Regions from separate parts of the Homo sapiens genome. Here region 1 is linked to region 2. Evidence: read pairs that join two places in POLR2A ChIA-PET (ENCODE). Cell type or tissue: PC-9. All regions are shown on one strand.

What was found. Peaks named below come from ENCODE experiments on the same cell type or tissue, not always from the same donor. Only the 100,000 strongest peaks of a DNase experiment are listed, where the experiment ranks them.
Region 1: POLR2A ChIA-PET joins it to region 2 with 5 read pairs; 1 of 35 experiments calls an interaction of 5 or more read pairs at or near these places.

The regions. Positions count from the first base shown.
Region 1 is chr1:145,470,498-145,472,997 of GRCh38, reverse strand. No RefSeq gene overlaps it. Among named protein-coding and RNA genes, the nearest start is that of TRN-GTT9-1, 3.7 kb to the left of the region's middle. In PC-9, no CTCF peak of the experiment used is centred here; a DNase peak (open chromatin) is centred at 1,458.
Region 2 is chr1:146,006,095-146,008,594 of GRCh38, reverse strand. No RefSeq gene overlaps it. Among named protein-coding and RNA genes, the nearest start is that of TXNIP, 11 kb to the right of the region's middle. In PC-9, CTCF peaks have their summits at 926 and 1,127 (motif pointing right); a DNase peak (open chromatin) is centred at 1,164.

The sequences.
Region 1 (2,500 bases), 540 kb after region 2:
TAGACTGTGATTAGAGAAAATCATTCCTCATGGGGAGTGCCATCTGATCTCCATAGCAACTGAGGAACACACCTTATCAGTCAGATAGTTGGATCCATTTGTAACGTTTGACCTATGTCCCAACATTTCCATTGTGCCTATCACCCCTAATCCTCTGGACTAGTGCAACTTAATAATGATAAGATAAAAACTCAATTGGCAAAGCTAACAGAAGTTTTTAACCTTCTCTGGCCAAAGATCCCCCACTGTTTCTGGAAAACTTTCACTCCCTCCCTTTGAAATTAGAACAGGAAGACCCATGCAGTGGTTAGATGAAGGGGCTTATGAACCTGCACTGCACTTCTTAAAGGTAACATTCTCCATTATTTCTAAGGTCTCACAAAACTTCTTATGAAGAGCTCCAAATTAATAAAGGATGCCTTTCATAATGAGCTGATGGGAGATGAAAATATCAAAAACTATGCCTATAAACTGGAGATGTCGCTTACTGGAAACAACATCAAATAAAATACTCCCTCCAAGTCCACTGGAGGGCACCACGTAGGTATTATTAATATTAATTTATTTTTTTGAGATGGGGTCTCACTCTGTTGCCCAGGCCGGAATGCAGTGGCGTAATTATGACTCAATGTAGCCTTTATCTCCTGGGGTCAAGCCATCTTCCTGCCTCAGTCTCCCAAATAGCTGGGACCAGAGGTGTGGGCCACTGCACCTGGCTCACATCAGGTATTATTGCCTCATCTCTGTGGCAGTAAATATAAGGGCATTGACACACAGATTCATGTTTCTCATATCTAAAAGGCAACCCTACCAGAGTGGACATCTGTCAGTGGAGGTTTTCACTTAAAGGTGACCTGCCATCTTCCTGACGAAGATGGCAAGTAGCTGACATCTGTTGTAGCCCACTTCCACCCAAGATACTGGCCTGTATAACCAGCTGTTCACAATTCCAGTGCTCACTGCACCTGGAAGAGTTAGTCTCTTTTTCTCTTGACTGGAATACATACACCATCAGGGCTCCTTTAAGTTGTAGGGGTCGTATCCTATTGGTTTTGGTAAAATCACCCTATATGTATATTCTCTAAAGATATGACACACTAGTCCTATTGCACGTACATGTATATACATATACATACATACATAGCAAAATGCCTATGATCAGATTTCTGTTTTACTGTCCTTAATTAATTTGATTACATCAGGGAGGGATAATTCTCTGATCAGAATCTCACAAACCATTGCCACTGTGGGAAATGTGACAAGGTGCTGGGTTTGCCACCTTAAACCACCAACCACTTTTGACCATAATGACCCATTGGTACATCCTGTGCCAAATTTCACCTGTATTCCTCCTGATTGAACTCACGATGCAACTCGGGGTTACATCAAGCAAAACCTGTTTATCGAACCTGTCTGACTCATCCTAACCTTCCTGCCGTACGTCTCAGTTTAACCCATCATAATTGTACTGTCAAAATAACTGCCTGTAATCCCAGCACTTTGGGATATCGAGGCAGGAGGATCACTTGAGCCCTGGAGTTTGAGACTATCTTCCTGGGCAAAATGGTGAAACAATTTCTACAAAATATACAAAAATATACAGTTGGGTGCATGGTGGCACCCAACTGTAGTCCCAGCTACTCAGGAGTATGAGTTGAGAGGATGACTTGAGCCCAGGAGTTCGAGCCTGCAGTGAATCCAGATGACACCACTGCACTCCAGACTGGGCAAAAGAGTGAGACCCTGTCTCAGAAAGTAAATAAATAAGCTGGGCGTGGTGGTGTGTGCCTAACTCCAGCACTTGGGAAGCTGAGGTAGGATGATTCATTGAGCCCTGAAGGTCAAGAGGTCAAGACTGTACTGGGCTGTCATGTTGCCACAGCATTCCAGCCTGGGCAACAGTGAGACCCCGGTTGCAAAAAAAACCAAAGATCAGAAAGAAAACCAACAAAAAATTGTTGTCTCACTCTGAAATGACAGTGGTAAACACCATGATGCTATTGGAAAGTTAAGAGAAAAACACTCCCTCCTGCTATCAGGATCCAACCTGCCCTCTTGCTCTAACATGTCTGACCCATGCATGGTTTAAATGCCGAAAGCTGATGTACCCAAATTATACTACACTTACCTGTTGTGCACCAGCATTTATTTGGTCTGTGGAGGAGATCACCATCCATGGCCCTTAAATGTCTAAAGACATGGAATGATGAAGTGCAATGTCTTTTAGGATATTTGGTCATGCCTATATATATATATATAGCTCTGAAGAAACCCAACATTGGATGAGTGGGGAGGCCGAGGCGGGTGGATCACCTGAGGTCAGGGGTGCAAGACCAGCCTGGCCAACACTGTGAAACCCCGTCTCTACTAAAAATACAAAAATTAGCTGGGTATGGTGGTGTTCACATGTATTCCCAGCTACTCAGGAGGCTGAGGTAGGAGAATCACTTGAACCTGCGAGGCAGAGGTTGCAGTGAGCCAAGATCATGCCACTGCACTT
Region 2 (2,500 bases):
GTGCTGGAATTACAGGTGTGAGCCACCACACTTGGACAATCTTGGACTTAAAAAAAATCTTTTTTTTAAGGCTCAGGGACTCACTAGGAATTTTGTCCTAGCTGTGTGATCATAGGCAAGTCATTTGAGTTCTCTGAATCACAATATTCTCTTCTGCAAAATGTCTTCCTGCTTACCTGGTGAGAATCAAATGTTTGTGCAACTGCGTTATAATGCATATATATAGATATATAGATGACAAAATATAATTAACAAAGAAAGTACTGGCCGGGCATGGTGGCTCACACCTGTAATCCCAGCACTTTGGGAGGCCAAGGTGGGCAGATCACCCGAGGTCAGGAGTTCAAGACCAGCCTGACCAACATGGAGAAACCCTGTCTCTACTAAAAATACAAAATAAGCCAGGCGTGGCGGCGCATGCCTGTAATCCCAGCTACTTGGGAGGCTGAGGCAGGAGAATCGCTTGAACCTGGGAGGTGGAGGTTGCGGTGAGCCGAGATCGCCCCATTGCACTCCAGCCTGGACGACAAGAGCAAAACTCCATCTCAAAAAAAAGAAAGTACTGATCTGGCACAGTGGCTCATGCCTGTCATCCCAACACTTTGGAAGGTCGAGGTAGGAGGATCACTAGAGCCCAAGAGTTAGAGACCAGACTGGGCAACATAGCAAGACCCCCATATCTACAAAAAACTTAAAATTAACTAGGCATGGTGGTAGTCCCAGTTCCTCAGGAGGCTGAGGCCGAGGGTTGCTTGAGCCCAAGAGTCAGAGACTGCAGTGAACTGATCGCACGACAGCACTCCAGCCTGGGCAAGAGAGAGGCCCATCTCTTAAAAAAATTAATTCATTTTTTCAAAAGGCATTGATGGATCTAGAAAAATAAATAAATGTTTTAAAATTTTTTCTTAGAAAAGAAAGTATTATTAATTGTCAGTCTGGATAAAAAAATAGAAACTTGTTTTAATGTAGAATTTCTTTCCCTCAGTCATGAACACCACATTTCCTTCATTTGTTCCTTCTCATAATCAAAAATCATCTTTGCCACTCAGGGGAGTGATCTGGGCTGTTTTGGCTCTCAGAAAAGCTTTTATTTGTTTGAGACAATTCTTGGACTAAGAATTTTGACAGTATATTAAACTGCCCACTAGGTGGCAGAGCTGAGTCAACTGTATTTCTGAATTGTGTAAGAAATAATTTCTCAGAAAAGGGGAAGTTGGGTTGAGCACACAATGTCCCATCTCCCTCATACTTATAAACACCAACGCAGTCCAATTTTCTTCTCACAGAAAAACAAACCACCACCTCTCGCCTCCTTACCGTCCCTGCTCTGATACATATTTGGGCCACAGGCTTTGAGGAGGGACAAATATGATACAGTTTAGCATAAGAAACTGAGGTTGAGGTGTCAAGTCTAATAGTAATAAGAAATAATACTAGGATCTGAATTACTGGTATATTCTATCCAGAGACATAACCCAATCTATCAATTCAATCAATCTATCTCTATATGTATGTGTGTGTCTGTGTGTGTGTGTGTGTGTGTGTGTGTGTATATATATATATATATATATATTTTTTTTTTTTTTTTTTTTTTGACATGGCAATTCAAGCCATCCTCCCACCTCAGCCTTCCGAGGAGCTGGGACTACAGGCGTGCACCATCACACACAGCTAATTTTTTTTATTTTTAGTAGAGACAGGGTTTCCCCATGTTGCCCAGGCTGGTCTCGAAGTTGTGAGCTCAAGTGATCCGCCTGCCTCAGCCTCCCAAAATGCTGGGATTACAGGCGTGAGCCACTGCACCTGGCCTCAATTTATATTTAATAATACATTTATTCTGTGAAGTGTACTCTAATAGATGCTAGGAAGAATACAAAGATAAAAAAGGGCAGAGTTTCTATTCTCTAGGAATTTAGGAGAGAAAAGGCACTTTACGTGTTAGTGCTATGTAAGAAATATGAATGTGCTATGGAGTATTCCAAAGAGAATGAAAAAATATTTGATTGTAAGGTAAAAGATGAGGGGATTGGCTGGGCATGGTGGCTCATACCTATAATCCCAGCACTTTGAGAAGCTGAGGCGGGTGGATCGCTTGAGCTCAGGAGTTCAAGACCAGCCTAGGCTACATGGTGAAACCCTGTCTCTACAAGTTTTTTTTTCTTTTCTTTCTTTTTTAAGTTAGCCGGGTGTGGTTGCATGCCCCTGTAGTCCCAGCTACTCGGGAGGCTGAGGTGGGAGGATTGTTTGAACCTGGGAGATCGAGGCTACAGTGAGCCATGATAGCACCACTGTACTCCAGCCTGGGTAACAGAGTGAGACTCTATCTAAAAAAAAAAAAAAAGTTGAGGGGATTGGGAAGCAAGAAATGTTTTTGGTTTTGCTTTGTTGCTTTGAGATAGAGTCTCACCCTGTCACCCAGGCTGGAGTGCAGCAGCATGATCTCAGCTCACTGCAACCTCCACCTCCGGGGTTCAAGCAATTCTCCTGCTTCAGCCTCCCG